2 separate regions of the Homo sapiens genome follow, and region 2 is linked to region 1. The links are chromatin loops, found by intact Hi-C in ENCODE. Cell type or tissue: PC-3. All regions are shown on one strand. Links, peaks and the distances in the headings refer to the core of each region. The heading gives the core; the rest is flanking DNA. Region 1 overlaps STK10 (serine/threonine kinase 10). Region 2 overlaps SH3PXD2B (SH3 and PX domains 2B).

The links. A loop is a pair of places that touch in the nucleus more often than their neighbours do. Peaks named below come from ENCODE experiments on the same cell type or tissue, not always from the same donor. Only the 100,000 strongest peaks of a DNase experiment are listed, where the experiment ranks them.
Region 2: it touches region 1 in a loop (4-fold over the local background); 7 of 110 quality-filtered maps call a loop at or near these places.

What each region holds. Positions count from the first base shown.
Region 1 is chr5:172,101,895-172,111,840 of GRCh38, forward strand. STK10 (serine/threonine kinase 10) reads right to left here. Exons shown (of 19, transcript NM_005990.4): 5 at 5,886-5,958; 6 at 4,726-4,920; 7 at 3,762-3,843. Among named protein-coding and RNA genes, the nearest start is that of STK10, 81 kb to the right of the region's middle. RefSeq lists enhancers at 1-738, 9,194-9,663. In PC-3, for the core only: CTCF peaks have their summits at 5,135 (motif pointing right) and 5,340; DNase peaks (open chromatin) are centred at 1,147 and 5,887; H3K4me3 peaks cover 925 bases; H3K27ac peaks cover 1,116 bases.
Region 2 is chr5:172,366,044-172,375,989 of GRCh38, forward strand. SH3PXD2B (SH3 and PX domains 2B) reads right to left here. Exons shown (of 13, transcript NM_001017995.3): 6 at 7,747-7,772. Among named protein-coding and RNA genes, the nearest start is that of SH3PXD2B, 84 kb to the right of the region's middle. RefSeq lists an enhancer at 1,167-1,456. In PC-3, for the core only: a CTCF peak has its summit at 4,797; a DNase peak (open chromatin) is centred at 4,778.

The DNA of each region.
Region 1 (9,946 bases), core at 664-8,663:
AAGGCGGCTGGGCAGGCTGGAGAAGAGTGAGGCTGGAGTGTGGGAGCGAGAGGGGCGATGGGGGTCAGCAGGGTGGGGGGGGCGGATCACACAGCACTCTAAGGGGCCCTGAGACTCTGGGTTTTCCCTAGAGTGAAACGGGAGCCACTGGGGAGCTTTGGCCCGGGGAGGACATGAGCTGGCCCCTGTTGAGAAGGTTCACTCTGGCTGCTGTGCTCAGCCCAGACCCAACAGAGAGGGCAGGGGACCAGCGAGGAGGCAGCAGCCCGAGTGAGAGGTGGTGGTGGCCCAGGTAGTGGCTGCAATGGAGGGGTGGGAAAGGCTGAAGTCTAGGCACGTACCGAATGCAGGGACAACGGGATTTCCTGATAGGTGGGCTAGGGAGTGTGGAAGAAAGAGGAGCAAGGGTGCCTGCATGGTTTGGGGCCTGAGCCACTGGAAGGGTGGAGCTGCCATCGGCCGAGATGGGAAAGCCAGTGGTGGAGCACGTCGGCGAAAAGATCCAAGTGCTCAGCGTTCAGTGTGAGATGCCCACTGGACCTCCGGGGAGTCAACAGCTGGACGCGGGCCGAGGCATGGAGCTGGGAGTGCTGCACGCTGGGTGCGTGGAGATGGAGGGAGGGCCCTGTGCACTCTCACACTAATGAGCTGGGGCAAAGGGGGGCGAGCAAAGGCAACGGAGAAGGAGAGGCTTATGACCAAGGGTGTGTGGAGGCCTGGAGGTCGAGTGCCGACAGGAGGAGGAGATCGACTGGGCTGGTGCTGTTGATGTGTTCAGTGAGACCAACACCAAGGCTGACCCATGGCACAGAAACCGCTGACAACCTTGACAAGAGCAGCTGTGATAGAGTGGACGGGTTTAAGAGCAAATTCAGCCAGTATCTACTCAGCACCTCACATGTGACAGCTGTATGTTAAAAATGTTACATACAAAATCTCATTCACTCACACAATCCTGTGCAGCCAGCACTCTCTACATCTTACAGATGAGGAAACTGAGGCACAGAGTGAGAACCATGCAGATTCTGGGTGGGGGGGGCGGGGCATGGCATGTCTGATTTCAGAGCCTGGTTACTAACCACAAGTTGGTCCAGGCCCAAAGAATGTCTGCAGGAGTCAATGAATGAATCACAAACCAATGGGGGCGTGAATCACTCCGCCCAGGGCGGGACACAGGGAGACGTGAGAGCCAGGCACTTCTTGGAAGCCGGTAGACACCCTGAAGGCTGACAGCACTGGAGGTGGGGGCTGGGAAGCCAAGATCTGGGCCCACCTCTGTCACTCAAAGCCAAGCGGCCTGGGGCCAGTCACCTCCCTGCTCTGATCCCGGTGTCCTCCCGAGGGGGTAATGCCATGCCCACCCTCTCTCACTGGAGAGGAAAAGGCGCGTGGGTGAAGCCAGCAGCAGCACAGGCGTGAAAGGTGCTTTATTCATCTCCAGAGATCGCTCCTTTGTTCTGCAACCCTTTCTGCTGGACGGTAAGAATCCTCTGGCAGGACATTTTTTCCAAGTATGGAGCGGAAATTCCTGGCTGAGGCTGCAGCTCCGGAGCTGCCATATGGGGATGGGGGACAGCTGGTCTCTCCGTGGAATGTCCTGGAGGCCGGATGTATCAGGGCAGGAGGTGCCTCTTACAGGAAACAATTGGCCCCAAGCGGCTTGGACAGTGACAGCAGCCCCACTCGACCCCACCCACTTCGGGGGGCCCCAGCCCACTCCCAACAATACCCAGAAAATGAGGCCTTTGGGCACTCCAGAAATTTGCTTTCAAATACGTTATAGAAATGTAAAAGGAACAACTGTGACCCCCCACCCCCGGCAGTAGATAGACCTCATTTTGCATTCTGGTTCTTTTCATTTTTAAAAAAATAAATACCTCAGTCCTATGCATCAAGCATTCCTGGAGCACTGTGCTTAAGAGTTAAGCTAAGCGCTTCATAGTACCTCTTCATTTAATCCTCACAACCACCCAGTAAGGGGACTGCTGCTATTCACTCCCATTTCAGAGTGACAAGCAAGTCACAGAGAGGTTAAGCCATTTGCCCAGGGGCTCACAGCCAGTAAATGGCAGAGCTGTCGAACCCTGGACTTTCCCGCCCCAGCTCACACTCATAATAACTAAGCTGCTACCCCAGAAGGACGCACAGTGGCTCAGAATGCCGACCACAGGCCCAGTGCATGGCACACAGTAGGAAGCTGGGAAAAGCTGGGTGAATACAAAGACTCAAGTGCCTGGTGTGGCGCCTTCCTCCCCTTCCTGCCACTGCACCTCTAAGGCTGTCATGCTGAGGGCAGGACCGGAGCCGACACGGCAGTGAAAGGGCAGCCCTGTTGCATCACCCAGGCCCATTCCTCCCCCTCTTCCATCAGTGGCAGTGACATGGGGACACTGGTCGGCAGATTTGCAAATGACCGGGCAAGTGCTGTGCACAGCCCTCAGAACACTGTTGTGGACACACCGACCTCACCCAGCCTCCAGCCATGACGCCCTAACTCGAGGCATGGGCCCAGGCAAAGAGTGGCTCACAGCTCCCTCCAATAGTTCAAAAAGCTTCAAGGAAACCATTATCCACCTGCCCATTCTAAGGCAGTACAGCCAGCTAATGAGATGCTCAGAGTCTCCTGATCCCGCATACAGCAGCCAGAAGGCAGGAAGACCCTTGTAAATGGATGTCGATGCTGTGTCTCCCCTAATGCACAGATAAAGCCCAGGACCTGGCTCTGGCTTGCAAGGCCCTGCAGGACCCTGTGTGCAGAAAATAACACAGCAAGCTTCAGAAAGGGCCGCTAACAAGGTTGGATCCTCAGCTGGTCTCTGCAAACTAGGAGAGGGCTCCCACCATTAACTAATAAGAGTGGCCCGCTCTGCCTAAACTGTTCTGCAAACAATATGGCTTAGGTGGAATACCTCCTTTCCTTCTAGAGTCTGGAACTCTGGTCTGTGCCAGGCAGGGGGTGCTTATGTGACCACTACCCACTAAAAACCCTAAGGGGCTTCCGTGGTGGACAGCACAGAGAATTAAGCTGTCCTGGTGACTGTACTGGGAGAGGGCTCTGGAAGCTTGCACCTGGCTCCCAAGACCTTTTCCCACACACCTCCTCCTTGGGCTGAGTTCTCTCTGTGCTTTTGCTGTCCTAAGTCTCCTGTGGGGAGAGAATATGCTGAGGCCAGGTGTTCTCCTAGGGAACCATCGAGCCTTGGGACAGACGCCCCAGTGCCTCTCCGCTCTCGTCTCCCCTCCCCTGGCCCCTGTGCTCCTGCTCCCCCACCTCCCACCCCCACCCCCTGGCTCTTCCCAGCATGTGTGGAACATGCTGCTGTCCCAGGCGTTTGCCTCCTCTCCCTCTGGGCCACTGGCCTTGCTCCTTCCCTTCCTGTGGACATCTGCTCACCCAGAGAACCCTTCCTTATCCTCCCTTACAAGACAACAGCTGATCCCAGGCGCCCCACCCCTGCACTGTGGATCTCCTTCCGTGGCACTGGCCACCCCCTGCCACGCACACATACTTGCTTATTTGCCACCTGTATCCCCACTGGAACACACGCTCCATGAGGACAAGGTCTGGGTGGCTTCGTTCCCCAAGGCACTCCCAACACAGAGCTGGCATTCAGGAGGTGCCTGGGGAATACCCGCTGATGGACAAACAGCTGTCCATGCTGTTCCCTGGGCGGGGTGAGAACATGCCCAGCGTCCAGGTCACTGGTGAGTTCATTAGGCTCCACCCTTCAGGGAGCAGAGTGGGAGGGGAATCCACTCACCTCCAGCAGCTGCGCGGCACTGGGTCGGGTTTCTGGGTTCTTATCCAGGGCTATCTTCAGGAAGTCACGGAACTCTACAGACCTGGGAGGACAGGCGTCAGAGGTAAGCATGGAGGAGGCAAGAGCAGAGAGAAGCCCCCCACGTCACAGACTCCACTGTCCCAATCATGCCCCTCAAAGGACAGAGGAAACTTTCACAAGCTAAAACAGTGACAGGGCCTACACGACGCCCTTTTCATCATGGACACCACTGTCCAGATGGGGACCCAGACATCGGCGAGGAGCAGGGACGTGCCCAGGCCACGCAGTGAGGAGACTCAGCAGTGCCGGGATTTGAACCCAGGCCCCCGATGTCCCGCCCAGGGTGTGCCATGTGGCTCCTGCGGCTCAGCTGGGGCTCCTGTTCCCCAGTGGGAGCCAGCTTATTTGGGTGACTTGGTTTGCTCTGGTGAAGATCTCATGTCAAGTGCACAGAGGCAGCACGGTAGCTCACGCCTGTAATTCCAGCACTTTGGGAGGCCGAGGCAGACGGATCCCTTGAGGCCAGGAGTTCAAGACCAGCCTGGGCAACATAGGAGACCTTGTCTCTACAGAAAATTAGCCAGGCATGGTGGTGGGTGCCTGTACTCTCGGCTACAAGGGAGGCTGAGGTGTGAGGATCTCTTGAGCCTAGGAGGTCGAGGTTGCAGTGAGCTATGACTGCACCACTGTACTCCAGCCTGGGCAAAAGAGTGAGACCCTATCTCAAAAAAAAAAAAAAAAAGGAACACAAAGGGAAAAAGAGGCACGAAGGGCCCGGGGGGGCTCAGAAACGCCTGAAGACCCCCAGGCCCCAACCTCTCCTTTGGAGCTAGCAGCACCAGGAGAACGCTACCACTGCACCTCCCCAGCCCCGTCCACCACATATTCCAGCCCTAATCCCGGCGCAGGCACCCCGGCAGGTGGCCCTGCCCCTGCCCCTCACCACTTAGAGGGCGTGAGCAGCGTGGGAGGGTCCGACTTGGCGATCTTTAGCAGGACCCGCATGGGGTTGAGCTCGTGGTGTGGCGGCTCGATCTGGGCCATCTCAATCAGCGTGATGCCCAGGGACCAGATGTCGGCTTTGTAGTCGTAGGGCGTGTCTTTCATGGTCTCACACATGACCACCTCGGGGGCCATCCTGAACCAACCAAGGGACAACATAGGGCTAAGAATCTGGCCTTTACAGGTGCTTCTTGGACATTCAGGGTCAAGGGCCACCACGAGCCACTGTCGGGGTTGGCAGCACTCCCGAATCATGATCTGCGTGACTTTGCATCCCACTGTCTTCCTTAGGACGCTCTTCCACAGAAAAACGCCTCCACGCGGCTCCCCGCCACGTCCTGCTGCAGTTCCGATGCCTACCGCGAGATGGCAGCAGCAACCCGGAACACAGAGTCCTGGGGAGGGGGCGGGTGGGAGCGGAGGGGAAGGTGCGGAGCAAAAAAAAAGGGGCGTGGAGGTGGGTGGGCGAGAAGACACCAGCACAGAGAGGAGAAACAGGTATAAAAGGGGGGAGAGAGAGAGCAAGGGTGAGTAACAAGCAAGCAAGAAAGGAGCCCAAACTACACAATGGCAAGTAATGCACATGAAAAAATTGGAAACACGGCAAACAGAGAGTAGTCAGGCGTGAAATTGAGTGACAGTGTTTTGCTTTTAAAGTAATAGTTCTGGAAAAGAAGGAAACACGACAGACTACAGAAGTCCAGGGAGACTTCACATGACGGTAGGAATTGAACTTGTACTGTTCACCTTCACGGTCCCCATCCCCGGCCCTCAATACATACGTGGCGAATAAATCACGAACTGAATCCTGTTTTATGGATTCTAGTTCAGTTATTAATGGAGTGCCTTCTATGTGCACCATTTCATTTCATTCTCACAGTAGCCTTATTAAGTAGGGGCCATTATATCCCTAATTTTATGGATGAAGAAACTGACGCACGGGAAAGCTAAACAGCTTGTCCAAGGTCACACAGCTAGTAAGCCACGAGGCAGGGCGTGTAGCCCTTGTCTTCCGGCCCCTCTCTGTCTAAAGCGCCTGGTGGTCACCTTGGAGAGTTTTTACATCCAGTCCATTCCATTTCCAGAAGCTACACGACTCACCAGTAAGGCGTGCCGATGAAGGAATCTCGTTTCTGTAGAGTCTTCAGATTCTTGGCAGACACACCAAAGTCAGCTGCAAGACAAAATCTCAGCTAGCGTTTTCCACCCATAGCCCTGGGGTAAAAGCCGGGGATGTGGACTCAGGGGTACACATTCCAAGTCGACTAACAGATGCCATTTTCTATCTAGCAAATTAGAAAGCATTAAAAATGTAAGACTATCTGCTGCTGAGAGGAAGTACCGAGATGAACACTTTCCTCTCTACTAACGAGAGCCTGCACTGGCAGCAGCCTTCAGGAAAGCAATTTGGCAATAAATAGCAAGAACCTTTAAAATACCCATACCATTTTAATCCAGTAATTCCAAATCCAGGACTCTGCCCTAATGAAACAGTCTTAAATTTAAAAAAATGCATAATGATGTTAATCAAAATCCCATTATAATAACAGTGCCATTATAAAATTATAATAATAGTGACACACTGAAAACAACCATAATTGCTTGGCTATCAGGCAGTGATTTTAAAACTTTTTATATAGATTAAGAAAAATGGAGGCCAGGCAGGGTGGCTCACGCCTGTAATCCCAGTACTTTGGGAGGCTGAAACAGGCAGATCGCTTGAGGCTGGGAGTTGGAGATCAACCTGGCCAACGTGGCAAAACCCAGTCTCTACTAAAAATACAAAAATTAGCCAGGTGTGGTGGTGGACGCCTGTAATCCCAGATACTTGGGGGGCTGAGGCACAAAAATCGCTTGAACCCGGGAGGTGGAGGCTGCAGGGAGCTGCAATCGCACCACTGCGCTCCAGCCCAGGCAATAGAGTGAGACTGTCTCAAAAAAAAAAAAAAAAAAAAAATTAGCCAGGTGTGGTGGCATGTCCCTGCAGTCCCAATTACTTGGGAGGCTGAGGTGGGAGAATCACTTGAACCCAGGAGGCAGAGGCTGCAGTGAGCCAGGATTGTGCCACTGCACTCCAACCTGGGCGGTATTTATTACTATTTATTAATTTATTATTATTTTTTTGAGATGGAGTCTTGCTCTGTCACCCAGGCTGGAGTGCAGTGGCGCAATCTTGGCTCACTGTAACCTCCACCTCCCGGGTTCCAGCGATTCTTGTGCCTCAGCCTCCCAAGTAGATGACATTACAGGCATGTGCCGACATGCCCAGCTAATTTTTGTATTTTTAGTAGAGATGGAGTTTCACCACGTTGCCCAGGCTTGTCTTGAACTCCTAACCTCAGGTGGTCCACCAGCCTTGGCCTTCCAAAGTGCTGGGATTATAGGCGTGAGCCACTGCGCCCGGCCTTACTGATTACTATTTATATTACTGTAAAAGGTTAAGTGGGGAGAAGGGGGATACACAGTTGAATATACTGTCTGGTCAGAATCATGCCCCTCTCACTCCAAAAAGGGGAAAAATACACACTGAACTGACTTGGAGGAAATATACCACACTACTTAAATGGCTGTGTGTGGGTGGTGAGACTTCCACACCTTTGCTATGATAAAGTGTATTATTTGCAGGACTAGCAAAAATAAATGAACACTTTTTTTTTTTTTTCATGACAGAGTCCACTCTGTCACCCAAGCTGGAGTGCAGTGGCACAATCATGGCTCACTGCAGCCTCAACCTCCCAGGCTCAAGCAATCCTCCCGAGTAGCTGAGACTACAGGTGTATGCCACCACACCCGGCTAATTTTTGTATTTTTTGTAGAGATGGAGTCTCTATGTTGCCCAGGCTGGTCTTGAACCCTGGGCTCAAGCAATCCTCCTGCCTTGGCCTCCGAAAGTGCTAGGATTACAGGCGTGAGGCACCAGGACCGGCCAATAAGATGTATCTTTACATGCATTCCAACACTCTCAGTCTTTCCTCACACACCCGCTGCTAAGAGAAGAATTCAGCGCTACCAAGAGAAATTTTCTCCAGGGCTCCTGCCTTCTGTGGTGAAGTTTCATCTTGACTGAAAAATAGATTCAGGATGAAACAACACTTTGAGAGAACCCGGGATGCTCCATTTGAAACTCCCTGAATGGAATTTATGAGGGGTGTCCCCTGCTAGATGATGGCTGCCTTTGGACGATTCATCCCAAGAAGCTGCAGCATTATGACAACTTCAGGCCACCCCGGGCACCAGTGCCTGGTCTTGAAATGAGCTGTATCCAGGAGCTCCTTTCAGACTTGCAACGTGAAACAAGGAGGCAGCACAATGCCAAGAGGCTGGGCCTGAATACGGGAGAACTTGGTTCCAGCCTCTGCTCTTCTGCTTCACTGTCCACTCACCCATTCATTCAGGTGCTCACCAGGCTCCATCAGGAGCGAGACACTAGCCGGGATCAGAGAATACAATGAGGACCCTCGGGGAATCCACAGTTTAGTTGGGGGAGCAGAGAGTAAGCAAATAAACAAACATCTACTCCTAACATGGAAAGTGTTGGGAAGACAGGACCGGGGCTACTCAAGAGTGCACAGTAGGGGGTGTGACCTCGAGGGGACGGTCATGGAGGGAGGGCTGGGGGCTTTGGAGGAAGGACAGTTTTATTCAGCATACACTAACTGCACATCTATTATGTGCCCGACACTGTTCTAGGCACAGAGATGAAAGCAACCAAGTCCTGCCTGACATGCCACATGTTATTCCCGTGGTGGCGACAGGCACCTGGCAAAACCCCCGGAATGCCTGGCAGCGAGAAGGGCCCAGGGCTGAGAAGGCAGGGAGAAGAACACAGTGCTGGGGTGCAGGGTGGGGAGCTACTTTAGACACAAACTCAGGATCTGGGGGAGGTATTTCCAGGCAGAGAAAACTGCAAACAGACTGGGAGGCAGGAAACAGCAGGCTGGAGGGACCAGCGGGGACAGGACACAGCCTGGCCGGAAGGAGGGGGCCGGGGGTGGAAGCAGATAAGGCAGGAGACGGGCAGGGCAGTTACAAAGCCTCTGAGCCTCAGTTTCCCCATCTGTGACACGGGGGTGATAGCACAGAACCATTGCGCAGGTTTTCCTGAGGATTAAATGACAAACGCAAAGCACTGTGATGCAAGGTCCACTCGTGGCAAAAGCGAGAAGATGGTGATTCTTTCACCGGCCCATGAGCCAGTCCAGCCTTTTTCAGGCTGGGGCAAGGCTGAGGCTGAACTAAGACCCCCCGGCACCTCCTGGGAGTGGTCAGGAAAGCTGGCTTCTGAGCCCCGGTTAGTGCTAACTGGACAGCAGTTGCTATATCAGGGGACAGTCTGGCCAGCAAGAGGGGACAGGGGGCCCTCAGCCTCCTGAAGTGGGACCAACAGGTGCTGCAAGTGAGGTGCAGAAGCAGGAAACCCAGGTAGAGCCTGGCTCTGCTGATGACTCTGGCAGGCGGCTCCCCTGGGCCTCCAGGGTAAGAATGGGAAGCTGGCCCCACCTTCCTGCTGGGTCAGCCAGGCCCCCCTGTGGGCCTGGCTCCCTCGCAAACACCACTAAGGGCTGGCACATCATCCCATCCCAGGAAACCTTTTGGGAACAGTGACTGCCTCTCAGGCCCAGGGTGAGGATCCCAAAAGGTGGCCACTCCCCGACCACAGGCCCTGCCGATCCCTTCCTGAGAAGAGAGACGAGAAACAGAAACCACCAACGTGCAATGACACACCGTAGGTCCCCAGGGCCTCCCTCAGGCACGCACCAGCCAGCTCTTTGGGTAGCTGCTACTTCCCCTTCTGCCCCACACGATGGGGCCCAGATGGGAGAGTGGGGCAGCCCCACCTTGCAGCCCAGAGAACTGAGCCTGTTTGCTCCCTCCGCAGAGTTTATAAGGGAGTGTCCCTTGATAGCTGATGGCTGCCCTTGAGCAATTCAAAAGGGATTTTCACCATGCAGTCTCTTCTGATGAAAACACTCCCCCTTCTCCTCCCATTTTAAAATGTATTAGAGACAAGGGCGGCGGAGATAAGGGAAATCTCCCTTTCTCCGCTGTAATTTCCATAAAGAAAGAGATCATTTCTGCTGTGGCCACAGTTGTATCCCTGGCACGTTATCTGGAGCAGGAAGCACTCAACAGGTTTATCGAATGAGCATGCTCATAAATAA
Region 2 (9,946 bases), core at 606-8,605, 260 kb after region 1:
TTCACAGCCAGGTTGGTGCCTGCACCTGCTGCCCAGGTTAATGCTCAAAGAGACATGCCCACGTCTTCCAGGCAGGCAGTCGTTGGCTGGTGTGGGGTCAGGGAGTGGCTGTGAGGATTTCCTCACAGAGCCGCAGGTTTCACACAGATTTTCTGTGCAGTGCTCCATCACCTGGCTTCACCATGTCCTCATGGAGCCACACCCTCTGCCCCAGGGTCTGAGAGGGGCTTCCCTGGGGCCAGGGGAGGGGAGGGGAGGCAGATCCTGTAACTGGTCTCTGTCCTGCCCCTCCAGTCTGCCCTCCATACAGCAGCCAGAATGCTTGCTCAAAAATGCTACTCTGATCATGCCACTCCCTGCTCAGCACCTGCCATGGGCTCGGCTTGCCTTCTGATCTTGTCTTTTGGCCACTTCATCCCTGGTGCACCTGCAAAGCACAAAGGTGCCTTTGCAGAGGCTATTTTCTCTGCCTGGGATGTCTCAACCTCTCCTTCTTATTTCAGTGGGAACCACCTATTCTTAGCCTCCTAACTGGTCCCTGGTACCAGCCTTGACCCTGCAATTTATTTATTTATTTATTTTATTTTATTTTATTTATTTATTTTTTTGAGACGAAGTCTTGCTCTGTTGCCAGGCTGAAGTGCAGCGGTGCAATCTCGGCTCACTGCACTCTCTGCCTCCCGGGTGCAAGTGATTCTCCTGCCTCAGCCTCCTGAGTAGCTGGGACTACAGGCACATGCCACCACACCTGGCTAATTTTTTTGTATTTTAGTAGAGATGGGGTTTCACCATGTTGGCAAGGGTGGTCTTGATCTCCTGACCTGGAGATCTGCCCGCTGTGGCCTCCCAAAGTGCTGGGATTATAGGTGTGAGCCATCGTGCCCGGCCATTTTTTTTTTTTTTTTTTTTTGGGGACAGAGTCTTGCCCCATCGCCCAGGCTGGAGTACAGTGGCACGATCTCAGCTCACTGCAACCTCTGCCCCCAGGGCTCAGGCGATTCTCTCGCCTCAGCCTCCCGAGTAACTGGGACTACAGGCATGCACCACCACACACAGCTAATTTTCGTATTTTTAGTAGAGATGGGGTCTCACCCATGTTGGCCAGGCTGGTCTCGAACTCTTGACCTCAAGTGATCCGCCTGCCTCGGCCTCCCAAAGTGCTGGGATTACAGGCTTGAGCCACTGCGCCCGGCTGCCATCTGTTTTCAATATAGCAGCTAGAGTGATCCTTTTAAAAGATGTGTCAGAACATGTTTCTCAAAGGTGAAGTCCCTGTGATGGTCCTTACCTCACTTGTGAAAACCCTCTGTGGCCTACAGGGCCCTGTCTAATCCCCCTCTCATCAGTTTTTTTTTTTTTTTTCAAATAGATTTGGGGTTTCACCATGTTGCCCGGACTGGTCTTGAACTCCTGGGCTCAACCAATCCACTTGCCTCAGCCTCCCAAAGTGCTGGGATTACAGTTGTGAGCCACTGCGCCTGGCCTTTTGATACCTTATTAGACCTTATCTCCTTCACTCTCCCCAATGTGGCGCAGATGGTTACTTATCCCCCATCCTCTATTTCTTCTATAGTAATAGAATTCCTGAGTTTTGGCAGGGCACAGGGCCACTTGGAATAAGACTCCTTTATAGTTGGGAGTGGTCATGTAACGAAGCCCCAGACAATGGGATATAAGTGTGGAATTGTGCACATGTGCTTGGTAAGAGTCCTTACAGGAGGTAACTGGCTCTGCATCACCCTTTCCTCATTACTACTGGTTGAAATGTCAATGTGATGGCTGGTGCTGCAGCAGCCATCTTGGGTCATAAGCAACCTTGGGAATGCTGGTGTTGCATGGCAGAGCAGCAAGATGGGGGCCTGGGTCCCTGCTACCATTGAACAATCTATCACTCCTGGACTATCTTTGGGATTTGAACTAAGAAGAAAAAAGTTCAATTGTTTAAGTCACAATTATTTTGGATTTTCTGCTACTTGCAGTCAAACCTAATTCACTTATATCTTTGGTTGCTAGGCTCTGACCAGTAGCATCCTTGCCAGTCCTTCTCATGCAAAGCCTGTTTCTACTGCAGGGAATTTTGCATTTGCTGTTCCCTCTGCTAGGGACAGTCTTCTCCAGATATGTGCATAGCCTTTGCTCTCCTTTCCTTCAGGTTCCTGCTCAAGTGGCATCTTATCAATGAGACCTTCCCTGCCTGCCTTGCACTGCCTCATTCAGTTTTATTTCTTCCACAGTGCTTTCAAAAACTGTCATAGGTTCTGTATATTTACTTGTCTCCTTGTTTACTTTTCTACTCTAGAATAGAAGTGCCACAAGGGCAGGGACAGTCTCTTGTTCACTGCTATATTCATACTGCCTAACGGCTCGTAGGCCTGTGATATGTTTTGGTGCAAGGGGAGCTAAGAATGCTTATATATATATATATTATATATATATATAAAATATATATATATTATATATATATATATAAAATATATATATATTATATATATATATAAAATATATATATATTATATATATATAAAATATGTTATATATATATATAAAATATGTTATATATATAATATATATGTTATATATATATATAATATATATGTTATATATATAAAATATATATATTATATATATATAAAATATATATGTTATATATATAAAATATATATATATTATATATATATAAAATATATATTTAATATATGTAATATATATATATTTAATATATAATATACATATATATTTAATATATAATACACATATATAATATGTATATTAAATATATAAAATACATTTTTATAATACATAATATATAGTATATATATATGTTTTTAAATATATAATATAAAAAAAAATATATATATATATATTTTTGAGACGGAGTTTTGCTCTTGTTGCCCAGGCTGGAGTACAATGGTGCAATCTCGGTTCACTGCAACCACTGCCTCCTGGGTTCAAGCAATTCTCCTGCCTCAGCCTCCTGAGTAGGTGGGATTACAGGCATGCACCACCATGCCTGGCTAATTTTTGTATTTTTAGTAGAGACAGGGTTTCGCCATGCTTGCCAGGCTGGTCTCGAACTCCTGACCTCAGGTGATCTGCCCACCTTGGCCTCCCAAACTGCTGGGATTACAGGTGTAAACCACCACGCCTGGTTGAATGTTTTTATGTATTTTTTTTGTTTTGTTTTGTTTTGTTTGTTTTGTTTTTTTTTTAAATATTTTTTAAGAGCTGTAAAGAAGGAGAAGAGGAATGAGAAAATGAGAAAGAATTATTATTATTATTGGTGGTAGTAGTGATAGAGACTGTATGTGGCCTATAAAGGCTAACATATTCACTGTCTGACCCTTTAGAGAAAGTTTGTCAACCCCTGGCCTAGAACATGGGTGGCTTCTTACTAGGGCTCAGTAAGTGTCTGAATGAAGGAAGGAACAGTTTAAAACTCAGCTTTGCCGGGCGCAGTGGCTCACGCCTGTAATCCCAGCACTTTGGGAGGCCGAGGTGGGCGGATCATGAGGTCAGGAGTTTGAGACCAGCCTGGCCAACATAATGAAATCCCGTCTGTACTAAACATGCAAAAATTAGCCAGGCATGGTGGTGTGTGCCTGTAGTCCCAGCTACTCGGGAGGCTGAGGCAGAAGAATTGCTTGAACCCGGGAGGTGGAGGTTGCAGTGAGCCGAGATCGCACCACTGAACTCCAGCTTGGGCAACAGAGTGAGACTTCATCTCAAAAAACAAACAAACTAACAAAAAAACCCCAACCCCTCCCCACCCCGCCCCAGCTTTAATGACTTCCTATCTCAGGGAGCATTCAAATGCCTTCCTTCACATTTCGTTTTGTTTATACAGGTCTCTTTGCTACCAGACTGTGAGAATGGTTTCCACCTGGGGACCCAGAGCACTACCAGGTACAGATAGTTACTCATTTAGTATTTATTAAGCACCTAGTAGGTGTTTAAATAAATTATAAATTAATTATACATTAAATAAATATTGAATGAATAACTGTACCTGTCTTGTTCATTCAGCATCCAGCACAGGTGTACAACAGACATTTGTGGGATGAATGAACACAGGATAAATGAAGACTTCTAGAAACCCTTCCTCCTCTACACAAGGCTCCAGGCATCCTTATAAATTTATAATCTTATAAATTAAAGATGACTCCTTCTTGACTATAAGTAGAAAGAAGGCTTCAGTTAAGTGAAGATCCAGTTAAGTCAGGTTTACTCTGTCCAAGAAGCTCAACTTTTGCCACCCAGTTTTAACACCTGATGGTGGCACAGTTGCACCACATACAATTTTCAGGACTCTGATGAATGCGCTGGGCGTTTCTGCACTAACCCTCCTAACCAGTGTGCCAATGGGATTTGGCAAAACTATGAGCAGTGACAGAATGACAGAACCAAGGAATCATGAGATTTGCTATAAGCAAGACAGAGAGCCAGGAAATGAGGAGGGGAGAGCGCTCTGGGCTGTGACTCTGGGTTGGCTGGAGCACACCCCGGAGTGGCACAGGGCTCAGGGCTGGCACTTCCTCCAAGACTTGCTCTGGGGCCAGGTCCAAGACTACAATCTCCTTGCTGTTTTTCCATGGCAGTAGCTTAGACTGTAGTTCTCTGCCATGAAGTGGTTCAGAGAATGCATGGAGTTGCTTTTTCAGCACCAGTTCTTTCAGAGCAAGTTGCTTCATTTCACTCAGAGCACTCAACTTATTGAAACTGATGAAAAAAGGTTCATTCATTTGATCTACCAGGAGTCTCCACTTAGGCTTCAGGACGTTTAGTTGTTAAGTGAAGACACCTACTGGTGGAGCGTGATATTGCAGCCAAGCTCTATAATGCCATAATAATTGCAATCTCTAAATGTTGCGGCAGGCAACTAAAGCTAAATTCTAGGAGTTGCCAAGTGTGAAATCAAAGGATTCCTAGGCAAGGATTATCACTTTTGTGGCCCAGCAGGAAATATGAGAGAAGAGGGGATGAGAAAGAGGAAAGTCTGACATTGGAAGGGTGATTTTTATTATCAAGTGTTATAAAATACTCTCAAGAGGTACAGTGCCTTATCTACCACAGAAGTTTTCTGTTTGGGCATATTTTTTCTTCATGATGACATGTCTTGAATTTTTAAGATGAAGGGTAAAGGGGATTTTCCTTCCAAAAATTCACTATACTGTCAATCTTGCTGAAAGAGTCAGTAAACAAAGAATGCTTTTAAGTAAAGGTTAGAAAAATCAGGAAGAAATATGTTCCTCAAATAATTGCATGATCTCTTGACTTTTAGTGAGAAGATTCATTTTCTGCAGGATGAGCAGAATTTGAGACCACATTAGCCAAAGTCTGTAGGAGCCAGCCAGCCAGCCATGACTGGGAAACGCCAGAGGCAGATAAGCCTTCTCCAAAGCAGAGTTTTGGTGTAGAAATCTCAGGAGTTAGTCTGTCAATGTTAGATCCCTTCAAAATTCAATCCAAAAGGCTTATTCTAAAATAAAGGAAGTGTTCAAAGGTCACATAAGATATAAGGCTAATCCCAGCTTGGATTCTTAGTTTGAATGAAGAAAGATGCTATTTTCCAACCAGTTGAACTATAAATAAATCCATCCCCATCATTTCAGGTGAATGACGTAACAGCAGTCACCACAAATTAGAGCTTTTTCTCCCTTTTCCAGACAAATCCCCTCATCAAGCCCGTTCCGACTGGACATTTGTGTTTGTCACAAACCAGAGCTGTCTCTTTCCTCTCTTCTCTACCCTCCCACACCCATTCCTTCTAGGGAAAGTCTCTGCATACTCGAAACCAGAAACTCTGCCAGCCCAAGAGTGGCAGCTCCTCTTCTCTCTGCTCTTTTCTGAGAAACATATAATTATCCCCGGGGCTCGGGAACTATTTGCAGCTTTAGCAGGATGCCATGGCTCTGGCCAGTACCTATTAAACTAGAAAGAGGAGCTATAAATGGACTGGTTGGGAAAAGGCTGAAGTTAATTCTCGACGCCATTCCCTGAGGCAGAGAGAATGACTGTGGGGCCTGTGAAGTTGACCACAGGGCCCGTACCCAGGGGCAGCAAAGGTACTGGAGCTTTTGAATTTGGAATTTCTACTTGATATGGTTTGGATCTGCGTCCCCACCCAAATCTCATGTCGAACTGTAATCCCCAATGTTGGAGGTGGGGGCTGGTGGGAGGTGATTGGATCATGGGGGTGGGTCCTTCATGAATGGTTCAGCTCCATCCCTTTGGTGCTGTCTCGAGATGGAGTTCTCAGGAGATCTGGTTGTTTAAAAGTGTGTAGCACTGCCCCTCTCTCTCTTGGTCCTGCTCCTGCCATATAAAAACTGCTTGCTCCACCTTTGCCTTCCATCATGATGGAAAGCTCCCGGAGGCCTCCCCAGAAGCTGAGCAGAAGCCACTGTGCTTCCCGTACAGCCTGCAGAACGATGAGCCAATGAAACCTCTTTTCTTTATAAATTATCCAGTCACAGGTATTTCTTTACAGAAGTGTGAGAATGAACTAATATACTACTGCTGGTCAGGGGCACCCATGTATTTTAAGTAACAGTAGTAGTAATAAAAACGGCATCAAGCATACATTACTGACAATGTGCCAGGCACTATTCTAGGTGCCTTACAAATATGATTATAAATCCTATAATAATCCCACAAGGCAGATTGCTATATCAACCCCAGTTTACAGATAAGGAAACTGAGGCCCATGAGAGGGGGTATCCTTTTTCACTTCTAGGATCTCTGTTCGCACCCCTGATCCTCATCAACCCCTTCAAACCTCCTGGCACCCTAGGAAATTAAAGAGCGCTGGATTCTGGAAGTTCCGAAGTCCACATTGGCTCCAGGTAAGGTATGGGCCGGGGCCTTTGCAGATGTGGAGGATGATCTTGGGTGGCAGGAAGAAAAAGTTGGGCCACTGTTTATATAAATGTATAAACCCCAGGGGAGAGCTCAATTATTCCTCTGTGCATACGCAATTTCCCACCTTCTCTTTCTCCATAATTGCTTCTGAGAGAAGAGTTGTGTCATCCAGGAAATGGAAAGCTTATTAGGAGGGAATATAATGTATTTTAGGGAGAATGGCAATAGGGACGGGAGTCGCTTGACGCTGCATCTGTCATTGCCCAAAAAGGGCTGGGGTCTGGCGCCAAGGATGTCAAATGGACATGGCCCAAATCTACCGCACATTCCTGCTTCCCAGCCTGTGCCTGGCGATCCCCTCAGCCCGGGATGCCCCTCATTCTATGGAAACCTTCTGATCCTTCATCAAGACCCAGGGTCCCTCCTTTCCGATCCCTTATCACACCTGAGAAGAATGCTCTTAGCTCTCAGCTACCATATTGCTCTGTATAAAGTGGAACAAAGGCATTTAACTCCCGATAGCATGGCTAGGAAGAAGTCTGCCTCCCCTTCTCCATGAAGGCATTCTCTGAGAAAGACTCCAAGTCTCAACCACTTGGCAGTTTTTTGGTATATTGGATGAAACAACCTCAAATACTATTTTTGGGAAATGGGATGGGGTATCAACCAATCAATCAAGCATCCATCCATCCATCCATCCATCCATCCATCCATCCATCCCTCCACCAGTTCAGCCACCCCTCCTTCCCTTCCCTCCCTCCTGCCAACCATCCACCCATCCACATCACTGTATCCTCAGCATGGAACCCAGAGCCTGGTGCACAGTTGGTGCTCGGCTGGAGTTTGCCGAAAACTGAACGAAGAGAAGAAAATAGAAAATATTCTTACCAGATTTCTTTTTCCCAATGTGCTCCCTGTACAGGAAAGAAAGGGGGTGGGAAGAGTAACGAGTCAGTACTTGCCATGTATTGACGTGAGTTATTCTGCCGGGAAACTGAGATTCTCCACCCCCCACAACATCATCAGTGAATGAATAAAATCCAGGCCAACTAGAGGAACCCTGACTTCTTCAAAGAGAAAGAACTTCTCTTAATTTTCCCCCTTTGCCTGATAAGTGCTCTGGTGCCCTGGGGACCAGTGTCTCCATTTATTTGTAGACTGGAAGCCCTGGGGAGGAGCCGAAGGGGATTGCAGTTTGAAAATAGGAGTTAGGTCCTCACACTGCACTGAGCCTGATGCCTACCTCATCAGGCACAGCAGAGGTCCCTGCCCCATTTCTTGGGGTCCCCTAAGCCATAGACATGGGGCAGAAAGTGCTTGGCAGTAAGTGTACAGGGAACACATTAAAACTGGGCAGAAGTTTGGACAGCAGTGAACACAGTGCACCTCCCAAGTGGTGAGAGGGGACACTACTATGGGCTAGAATTCACAGGGAATAATGAATAGTGAGTCCCTTACCGTCGTCACCCGTGTCAGAGTTTATAAATGCAACTGTATCGGCCAGGCATGGTGCTTCACGCCTGTAATCCCAGCACTTTGGGAGGCTGAGGCGGGTGGATCACCTGAGGTCAGGAGTTTGAGACCAGCCTGGCCAACATGGTGAAATCCCATCTCTACTAAAAATACAAAAATTAGCTGGGCATGATGGCACATGCCTGTGGTCCCAGCTACTCGGGAAGCTGAGACAGGAGAATCAATTGAACCTGGGAGGTGGAGGTGCAGTGAGCCGAGATCGTGCCACTGCACTCTAGCCTGGGTGACAGAGCAAGACTCCATCTTGGTGGGGGGAGTGGGGAAAGCAACTGTATCACAAATGCAGCATTACAAATTAGGGCTTACAAAGCACTTTAAGTTATCTCATGAGTAATGAAGTTTGCAGTGGTTGGGTTGGGATGGACATTGTGGCAACAGTAGCATTAGCTAATATTATTAAATGGTGCTAGACCCAGTGCCGGCACCCTGCTAGGCATTTGTAGTTCACTCATTCAATACTCACAACGATCCCAGGAAATAAGTATTATTCTTATTCCCATTTTACAGACGAGGAACAGAGAGGCTAAGTAATTTGCTCAAGGTCACACAGCTAGCAAGTAGCACAGCTAGAATTGGAACCCAGATCGAACTAACTTTTAAAAAACTGAGATATAATTGACAAACCATAAAACTCATCCTTTAGGCCAGGAGCGGTGGTTCACGCCTGTAATCCCAGCACTTTGGGAGGCCTGGGGCAGGCAGATCACCTGAGGTCAGGAGTTGGAGACCAGCCTGGCCAACATGGCAAAACCTCATCTCTACTAAAAATACAAAAATGAGCCAGGTGTGGTGGTGGGCACCTGTAATCCCAGCTACTCAGGAGGCTGAGGCAGGAGAATCGCTTGAACCTGGGAGGTGGAGGCTGCAGTGAGCCGAGATCATGCCACTGCACTCCAGCCTGGGAGACAGACCGAGACTCTGTCTCAAAAACAAAACAAAACAAACAAACAAAACCCATCCTTTTAAGGTATACAATTTACTGGTTTTTAGTATATTCACAAGGTTGTCCAACCATCACCAGACCACTTTCATCACTCCAAAAAGAAGCCCTATACCTGTTATTAGTCACTTCCCATTCCCCCTCCTCCAGGCCTTGGCAACCACAAATCCTGCTTGCTGTCTCTAACGATTTGCCTATTCTGGATGTTTCATATAAATAGAATCATATAATGTGTGGCCTTTTGTGTCTGGCTTCTTTCATTTGGCATAATGTCTTTGAGGTTCATCTGTGTTATGGTATGTATCAGCACTTCATTCCTTTTTGTTGCTAAGTAATACTCCATTGTCTGGATAAACCACAATTTGTTTACTCCTCACTAAGTTGCTTGACATTTGGGTTGTTTCCACTCTTTGGCTATTTTGAATAATGTTTCTGTGAACATCTGTGTACAAGTTTTTGTATGGACATGTATTTTTATTTCTCTTGGTTATATACCTAAGAGGGGAATTGCTAGGTCATATGGTAACTCCAGGTTTAACTTCTTGAGGAAGTGCCACACAGATGTCCACAGTGACTGCACCATTTTATATTCCCACCAGCAACGTATGAAGGTTC